Regions from separate parts of the Homo sapiens genome. Here region 1 is linked to region 2. The links are chromatin contacts, found by Hi-C or POLR2A ChIA-PET in ENCODE. All regions are on one chromosome and are shown on one strand. Each heading gives the region's core, a stretch centred on a gene start or an enhancer-like site at or near the end of the contact. The rest is flanking DNA. Distances are from core to core; before and after follow the strand shown.

Region 1 (4,783 bases), core at 1,459-3,958, 490 kb before region 2:
CATCTGAAGTGCTGGATTCAACCATATGGCCAAGGGTACAACAGGAAGGTGGAATGCCCTTTGACAAGCTGAGAATATTCTGACATCCCTCTTCCCACCCTCTCAGTAAACAATGGCTAAGGTATACTTTAGCTCTGACACAGAAGGATTACACAAACTCTTCCATCAGTATATGATAAGTAGACAAACATAAGAGAATCTGGAAGATTAAGAATTCTCCACTGTGGACTGGGAAAGTCCTCATCTCATAAATTATTCCTTCCCACCCCTGCTTGCACATAATTTTAGCCCCTAACTATTCCTTTCCACCCCTTGACAAAAATCCAGATTCCTCAAACTAGCTGAATTTCAGTGGACCTACTCCTGCTAAGGCCCTAGAAAACACTCCTTCCTCTCTCTCCAAATTAGAACATTCCTTTGCCCAGCATTTTAGAATAAAGCATATGCTCTGGCTGATCTTCCACACCATGTAAAATAATAATTAGTATAGTTAAGATGGTACAATCCAACCCAACTGCAAATGGTTATGCATCTACTGACGCAAGACCTAGAAGAGGGTTGGAAGTTGATAGAGGATGAAGCTTGGTTATTTCTCAGGCACATATTTTAATCATTATGAAGGTAAAAAAGCATGGGAGGATTAGCAGAAAATGCAGAGGGTAGGGCACATAGTTTTTTGTATATTTTAGGATAAAATACGTTGATTCAATTGCCACTAAGACTATATACATGTGATCAGTACCAAGACTGGAAAGATTTTCCAAAGCAAATGAAGAGTAAAACAAGAAGAGGGTGAGGTGGGAGAGGAGGATGCACGATTTACTTAAGAAAAGCTTTTTTTCCTTTCAAATCTTTTAACATAATCCACCAGCAGTTGCAAATAAACAATGGTGTTGATCACTAATAAGTTGCATTTAACCACTCAGAAGCCAGCAGAGCCTCCACTTGGCCTAACTTCCTGTAAGTTTCAAGATGAGTAGGCAGCATTTCTTTAAAAAGGACCAAGACAGTTAAAATGTTTCAGCAGATCATACTGGCTGCCAAGTAGTTCAAATCCAGGTGGATTTCCCCTACTCTTAGAACTAGCCACTGGTAGAAACAAGTGACTGTCCCAGGGAACACTCCACAACTCAGAGATAATGAAAACATATTTTTATATGTAATTCTAGAAAAGGCATGTGAACATGAAAACAGAAAATGTAGGTTTAACTGTAGCATTGCAGAGCGGCAGCTTTAAAAAGTCAGATAACATTAGCTCAACAAAATCATACACTGAAGTGTGCTCAAATTCAAATTCAGCACATGGCGGTAGTAGCAGTTGAAAAACGCTGCTGAGAGAGCAAGAAGGTTTTGCTGTATCTTTTTAGAGGAGAGGACAATGAAGAAATTACCAGACCAAGGTCACTTTTCAACCTAAAAAAAAAGTGGGGGTTAGTAGCTTTAACAGAGATAAAAACCTGTGTAGGTTATAACTCCATGAAATCAGTAGCCTGGTGAGTGTCTCTCCAAGAATCTTGCAGGAAATTAAGTGTGGATTGAGTAATTAAATGTAAAGTCTCCTTGAGAGTAACTTCAGTTATTGAAGACTATATATTTCTGTGAAACATATAGAAAAATTATGAGGAGGATTTACTAGGTATCACATCACAGCCTTTCTCCTTTCACATCAGGTTGGAAACACTATGATCTAAAAAGAATAGAACGATTTGGGAATTGTTCATTCTCTAGTCTTTGCAAAAATTCACGTGCTAGTGTAACTGTAATATACTTAGGAGTTTCCAAAAATGGCACACATTTCCTCAAGAGATGTAGAAAAAAATAATCTCTGGGTAAAAGGCCAAACATTGTCTCTTCTGAATGCTTAAACAGCCAATTATGTGTCTAATACATTAATTATATAAAGAGAGAGAGACTATTACAGGAAAGTTGAATAAGACATCTTAAAAAAATGTACCCTGGGGCCTAAGTCCATTCAAATGACAGTAAAATCACCCCTCAAAAAATCAGTTTTATGGAACATCTAGTATTTTAATTTTCCAGCTGCCAACAGAAATATATAAGGAGCAGAAATTAAACTAGTTATGGCAGCAGCGCAGTGAACAAAACTTCAATTGTATTACACACTAGTTAGACATTTGCCAAACAATACAAAGGCCCTTAAGGGTGGAAACTTCTTTAGAATATAAATGATTCCCAATCAATATGAAAGAAATTAGTCTGTTTAGGTAATAAACAGATTCATGGTTTAGATGTAAAAATTCAACTGACATCATAATTCAATATAGAAAATAAATATATAAGAAATTAATCTCTAAAATGGCTTTAAATCACTGTGATTTACATATGCTGTATCATTAATAGGCCCTTTAAGCTGGTATTGTACTAATCAGCTTTTTTAACATCCTGCCCACAAAAGAGCTTATTCATTTAGCTAGGAGACAGGTGTTAGCAACCAGAAACCTCTTTTAGCCTCGAGTTCCAGGGACTGGGCCTGCATCTATGATGATGATTGGCAAGTCTAAAGGAAGGACAGCTTTAAAAGAGGGAAAAGGAGGAGACAGGGAACAAGAAACGAAGACCAAAAGGGAGAAAAGAAGATAATGAAAGAAATGGATGTCAGGTGCTACTTAATGAGGCCACCCTCAAAGGCTCCTAGCCTAATCTGGGCTACCGTCCAAATACAGATGGCAGAATTTGGGTAATGTTATTCATTTATTCCTGCAGATAGTAACTCTGGGTACATGCCAACACTCCACTCATTCTAAAAAATTGTTTAAAGTGTTGCTAATTGTCCTGTGACTCATTCTTCTTACCCATATTCTCTGGTTCTTAACTTTAGTCCTCACTCTTTCATACATTTTCTAAAAGAGCTGACTGAATAGATATTCCTGGAAAGAGATATAGAGAAAGCTGGATTTAGAAAAGCATCTTAAGCCTACAGAATAAAAATTGTGTGAGGAAGTGGGAGAAGGGACGTTTATTGAGTTGCTTACAATATACAAAAAACATATTTTTCTCTCTTTCAATCCTCCCTTGCATATTTTCCCCCTTTTAATCCACATAACAATCCTACCAGGTATTTTCATCTTGCAGATGAAAAAACTGAAGCTCACAGAGGTTAAGTAATTTGCCTAAGGTAGCACAGCCAGGAAGTGGGGGAGTCAGAATTCAAAACCAGGTTTGTCTATACAAACAAACTACGTTAGGGATAACGTATCTAGTGCCTGAATCTGTTTTAAATCAGATGGTTCTATATTTCAGCAATTATTCTTCCTCCCATGAACTCATCAAACGGCTGCTGACTAAATTTTATTAACTATTTGTTACGCACCTATTATTTTCAATAAAGGCTTCAGCTGTGTAGAAATAAAACAGGCAAACTGACTTTATTCTAAAATTTGACATACAGAGAATTCCCAGGCATCTCTGCCATCCAACACTGATGATCATAACTAGATTCAACTACCTATTCAGACCTCTAGTTGTTTCCACATTATCATTCATTTGTCCACTCATGAGATAAACGAAGCTACTTTCACCAAAAACCCTCCCTCATGACTCCTGATAGATAATACAGCAGAGGAGGCCTCACTGTAAAGCAATTTACATAAAAGTTATAAAAGCTCTTTGTTATCTGTCATGACTAGGAAATGGGCTATTCTAGCAAATCAAACATCCTGGATAGCATAACGATTCTATTAGAGGGACTACCAATTTATAAGGAATTTCAATGTGCATAATTTCACTCTAAAAATTAAAAAAAGAAAAGCGGGTCAGGCACGGTGGCTCACACCTGTAATCCCAACACTTTGGGAGGCCAAGGTAGGCAGATCACTTGAGGTCAGTAGTTTGAGACCAGCATGGCCAACATGGTGAAACCCCATCCCTACAAAAAATACAAAAATCGGCTGGACATGGTGGCGCATGTCTGTAGTCCCAGTTACTTGGGAGGCTGAGGCAGGAGAACTGCTTGAACCCAGGAGGCGGAGGTTGCAGTGAGCCAAGATCACACCACTGCACTCCAGCCTAGGTGACAGAGCAAGACTCTGTCTCAAAAAAAAAAAAAAGAAAGAAAGAAAAGGGAAGAAAAGTGAACCCCAATTTTCAAAGTTCCATGGGGCCTGATGTACAGGAGATAATGCCCCCCCCACCCTGAAAAAGAGTATCAATGCAATAAAACGGTGGTTCCCAAACTTGACTGCACATCCAAAGCACTTGGGAAGCCAGGCACGGTGGCTCAATGGCTCAAGCCTGTAATCCCAGCACTTTGGGAGGTCGAGGCAGGTGGATCACCTGAGGTCAGGAGTTTGAGACCATCCTGGCCAACAGGGTGAAACCCTGCCTCTGCTAAAAACACAAAAATTAGCCGGGCGCAGTGGCGCGTGCCTGTAATCCCAGCTACTTGGGAGACGGAGGCAGGAGAATTGCTTGAACCCAGGAGGCAGAGGTTGCGGTGAGCCGAGATCATGCCACGCACTCTAGCCTGGGTGACAGAGACTCCATCTCAAAAAAATAAATAAATAAAAACCACTTGGGGAGCTTTTTGAAAATAAAGATGCAAGGGAGATTTTTTAAAGCTAGCTTCCTGCTGGACGCAGTGGCTCACACCTGTAATCCCAACATTGGGAGGCCAAGGCGGGCAGATCACCTGAGGTCAGGAGTTTGAGACCAGCCTGGTCAATATAGTAAAACCCTGTCTCTACTAAAAATACAAAAATTAGCCGGGTGTGGTGACACACATCTGTGGTCCCAGCTACTTGGGTGGCTGAGGCAGGCACATCAC
Region 2 (4,661 bases), core at 136-2,635:
TATCATATCAACCTGAAAATGTCACCACTATCTGGAGAGTTGGACATGTTTTATTGGGGACATATTTTTTCTCTCTGAATCTGTTATGAACGCTTTGGTTGGCTGAGTTCAGTAATAAATATGTGAGACCTTTCATTTCAAAAAAAAAAAAGAAAGCAAGCAAGCAACAGGTTGAGAGAAAGGGAGATGGATGGGAGAAAGATAAACCAGGTAGAGGAAATAGCACGCGCAAAGGCACATTGTCTTCACTGTCTAATCTCTCCAATCCTTAACGAACGAAAGAGGCCTTGAGTGGGTCTGGTACAGAAGACTCTCCATTTTACTTCTTCATGTCCTTTTACCCATTCCTGTCTAACATTCATCACAATCCTCATTCGCCTTTCATATGCCACTCCTCTATTTCCACTGCCAATCTAATTTAAGCTCCTATTAGCTCTCACCTGGACCATTGCAATAGCTTTCCCTCCTTTCGCTCTCTGCCCCCCACCAATCTAAACACAGTTGAGGCCGGGCACGGTGGCTCACGCCTGTAATCCCAGCACTGTGGGAGGCCGAGGCGGTAGGATCACCTGAGGTCAGGAGTTCAAGACCAGCCTGGCCAACACGTTGAAACCCCGTCTCTACAAAAGTACAAAAATTAGCCCGGCATGATGATGGGTGTCTGTAATACAGCTACTCGGGAGGCTGAGGCACGAGAACCGCTTGAACCTGGGAGGCGGAGGTTGCAGTGAGCCGAGATCGCGCCACTACACTGCAGCCTGGGCGACAGAGCGAAACTCCATCTCAGGAAAATAAATAAATAAATAAATAAATAAATAAATAAATAAATAAAATCAGCCGGGCGTGGTGACGCCTGCCTGTAATCCAAGCTGCTCAGAAGGCCGAAGCAGGAGAATAGCCTGAGCCTGGGAGGCGGAAGTGGCAGTGAGCCGAGATCGCGCCACTGCACTCCAGCCTGGGCGACTTGAGTGAGACCCTGTCACAAAAAAAAAAAAAAAAAAAACCCAAAACCATTTCTTCCCGCAATCCCAGGGCACACACACTATAATCCTGCCTCAAATGCTCATTCCCAGTTATGAAACAGGGTACAGGCAAAACCACTCTGCCTAACAGTCACCCCGACGGCCGACGGCGAGGAATTGTGGAGGGGGCGGGGGAGAATTGCTCAGAACTTGGAAAGCGACTGGTCTCTCAGGATAGAGACCGCGACGCAAAGAAGTGACGGAAAAGATGCGTCCGCCATCCCTTTTGCTCCACCCCTGACGTTGGCCTCGGCCTTCGATTGGCTGCTCCTCCCACCAGCCCCGCCTCAGGGGCGCCCACGTGACCCGATGGCCGCCGTGGGATTGGTTGTTCGGCGAGAGCCGCGCTAGGCTGTAAGACCTGAGCCGGGCGGAGAAGCAAAGGAGAGGGAAGCTGGAAGCACCTTTGGCCCGGGACAGAAATCTGGAGAGCTTGGCTACCTCCATCCTCCTCAGGCCGGAGCAGGCTTCCTGAGAGAGTCCAGGTCGTAGGAGTTTTACGACTTAGAAAAGCGGGCTGCAGATTCCTTCCTGGGTGTTTGGTTCAAGCCTTGGCTCCAGCCTCACTCTCAGTCTTCCCGGGAGTTCGTGGGATTTGGACCTTAGATTATTAGTATTATTTTGAGGGCCTCCTGTGTGTAAGCACTGGTTGTGCGCAGATGGCTGTGCAGAGGGCCATGAGGTAGAGGCTGGGGAAATGAGGGCTTGGAGGTGCTTGAGGTATGGTCTTTACCTACGTGAAATGTTGGAGGTAAGTCGGATTTATAACTTGTGTTGATGCTTTTATAATCTAGGAGCTTAGGGTTTAGTAGGAAGAGTCGCTCATTCAATGAATTAAACGCTCATTCCTATGTACTAGGCACCATTCCGAGTGCAGTGGCTACAAAGACTAGTAGAACATAGTCCTGGTTCTTTAGGAACTCTGTGATTGGGCAAGTGGGAGAGAGGGCGGAAAACGTGAACTGGTGAGTAGTTGGCGTGTGATGCGTGCCGTAGTGGAAGAAAGTGCTGTGAGAGTTAGAAGAGGGGGATGATTGAAGGAATTAAGGACATTTAACAGAAAGTGATATTTGAGTAAAGTTTATTTTTGTTTTGTTTTTTTTTTTTTTTTGAGACGGGAGTCTCGCTCTGCCTCCCAGGTTGGAGTCCAGTGGCGCTATCTCGGCTCACTGCAACCGCCGCCTCCCGGGTTCAAGCAGTTCTCAGCCTCAGCCTCCCAAGTAGCTGGGATTACAGGCGCACACCACCACGCCCGGCTAATTTTTGCGTTTTTAGTAGAGATGGGGTTTCACCATGTTGGCCAGGCTGGTCTTGAACTCCTGACCTCGTGATCCACCCGCCTCGGCCTCCCAAAGTGCTGGGATTACAGGCCAAAGCCACCGCTCCCGGCCTTGAGTAAAGTTTAAAAAGTATACTTAGGGTGGGTATTTATCCCTCCATGAAAGCGCCTTTTACTCAGCCAGCACAGAGCCATCCCTTTGCCCTTCCAGATGCCTGACTGGGACCTTGCTTATGGATGTGTGAGCTTTTAATCTCTGGCTGTAATCTTACCCACTTCAACCTAAACTTGGAATGATTACTCTTGACCCTTTTTTTGAGTGATAAGGCAAATCTCCCCACACCTGGGCATTTTAAAGTTATATACTGTATGTTTAAATATCCCCCTTAAAAAGCCTGAGCTATATAACAATCTAGATGTGTCTATCTTACTCTTTTCCCACAAACTAAGAATCCAAATAATGTTAAAAATCTTTAAAAAAAAAAAAAAAAGTATACTCAGGTTTTCTCCCCATCGAAAGGGGTGGAGAAAGCACTCCAGGAACTAGGAAAATGTACCTGCCGCATGTGGCTGGAGCACATGGGAGGTTTGCCCAGCTGATGATGAAGCAGATAGGGAGTTCAACTTGTAAAGATCTTGAATTACATGGTAGTCTGGCTGTCTGGATCTTAAAATACAAAGTGAAATAGGTACCACAAAACAGGTATTAAGGTGCTTTCATAATTCAGAAGGAGGACAGATACTTCCTGTTGGATTGATGAAAAAAGGCTTCATGCAAAAGATGGCATTTTGAAGGGTTGCAAACTGCAGGGATAGGATTTTGAAGTACAGGAAGGATTTCTACACAGGGGGAAAGACTTTCTAGATGGAGGGCATAAGGTCAAATAGAGCCAATATGAGGACTAAGGAATAATCTGGGTTGATTAGACTGTAAGATATGTTTGGGGGCCCGGCACGGTGGCTCACACCTATAATCCCAGCACCTGGGAGGCCAAGGCAGGTGGATCACTTGAGGTCAGGAGTTTAAGACCAGTCTGGCCAACATGGCGAAACCCTGTCTCTACTAAAAATACAAAAATTAGTTGGGCATGGTGGCTCATGCCTGTAATCCCACCTACTTGGGAAGCTGAGGCAGGAGAATCGCTTGAACCCAGGAGGCTGAGTTTGCAGTGAGCTGAGATTGCACCACTGCACTGCAGCCTGGGCGACAGAGCGAGACTCTATCTCAAACAAACAAACAAACAAAAGACATGTTTGGGTTATTTATGGTGTATTTAAGGATAAATATTGGTCTGTTTTGAAACATCTTGATTGCTAAACAAAGTCGTTAGGACTTTATTTCCTAGACTATGGGGAGCAACTGAATGCTTGTGAGTAATCACACCTCCATATATAAGGGTTAGTATGTGTGTAAGATTCAAAGTACATTGGATGGGAGAGAAACTGGAGGCAGGAGGCCCATTGAGATAGCAGTATTGTCTGCCAGAAGGAACGTGGGTTTTAGAGCCAAGCACTCATTGGTTCAGAGCTTGGCTTTGCTCACAAGTTTCATTATTTTTGGCAGATTTATTTAAGTTATTAAGCTCTGATCTCTGTCTCAAAAGAGGGAAAGTAACTGATGAAGTGCCTGTTACACAATGGTTATGCTTGAATGCTTAAACAGAGGCTGAGGCCTCTGTTTTCTTTTTCTTTCTTTCTTTCTCTTTCTTTCTTTCTTTCTTTCTTTCTTTCTTTCTTTCTCTTTCTTTTTTTCCTTCTTTCCTTCTTTCCTTCTTTCCTTCCTTCCTTCTTTCCTTCCTTCCTTCTTTCCTTCTTTCTTTCTTTCTTTTTCTTTCTTTCTTTCTTTTTTTTTTTTTTTTTTGAGACAGGATCTCACTCTTGTCGCCCAGGCTGGAGTGCAGTGGTGCAATCTCAGCTCACTGCAACCTCCGCCTCCCAGGTTCAAGCTGTTGTCCTGCCTCAGCCTCTTGAGTAGCTGGCATTACAGGCGCCTGCCATCATGCCCGGCTAATTTTTGTACTTTTAATAGAGACGGGGTTTCGCCACGTTGGCCAGGCTGGTCTGGAACTCCTGGCCTCAGGGGACCTGCCTGCCTCGGCCTCCCAAAGTGCTGGGATTAGAGGTGCGAACCACTGCGCCTGACCTAGTTTTCCTCTTTATGGAGCTTAGTTGCTGAATAGTGAACACAGACCAATAGCTGTCAGTTTTAACTAGGGAATATCAGTCTATTGATGTTTATAGATGGCTGAAGGCAGTATATGGTGGCCCCAGAATTTTAGATACTGACAATATCATTTTGAAAGTCTGGAGAGGCCAGGTGCGGTGGCTCATGCCTGTAATCCCAGCACTTTCAGAGGCCG

What was found. Hi-C counts contacts between places; a loop is a spot of excess contacts on that map. ChIA-PET counts read pairs that join two places held with the same protein, here RNA polymerase II (POLR2A). Pooled maps may share reads with other maps.
Region 1: a loop to region 2 is called in a pooled map, with 1.8 times the contacts of the local background. The contact joins the enhancer-like site here to the promoter of SNHG30 in region 2. A Hi-C loop is called at or near these places in 1 of 168 maps with a recorded cell type or tissue (naive thymus-derived CD4-positive, alpha-beta T cell), 1 of 37 single-sample maps with no recorded cell type and 10 of 50 pooled maps. POLR2A ChIA-PET finds 5 or more read pairs at or near these places in 5 of 52 experiments (BJ, CD4-positive, alpha-beta T cell, CD8-positive, alpha-beta memory T cell and 2 more).

What each region holds. Positions count from the first base shown.
Region 1 is chr17:35,079,728-35,084,510 of GRCh38, forward strand. All of the region lies in intron 5 of RAD51L3-RFFL (RAD51L3-RFFL readthrough), which reads right to left. It also overlaps a transcript of RFFL not described here. Among named protein-coding and RNA genes, the nearest start is that of RFFL, 18 kb to the left of the region's middle. Within about 2 kb of position 2,709, at least 7 of the 41 ENCODE cell types and tissues checked have a DNase peak (open chromatin) inside an H3K27ac peak, as active enhancers do.
Region 2 is chr17:35,566,729-35,571,389 of GRCh38, forward strand. SNHG30 (small nucleolar RNA host gene 30) reads left to right here and starts at 1,386. Exons shown (of 2, transcript NR_135479.1): 1 at 1,386-1,773. It also overlaps the pseudogene RPL39P32. RefSeq lists enhancers at 740-1,422, 1,123-1,252.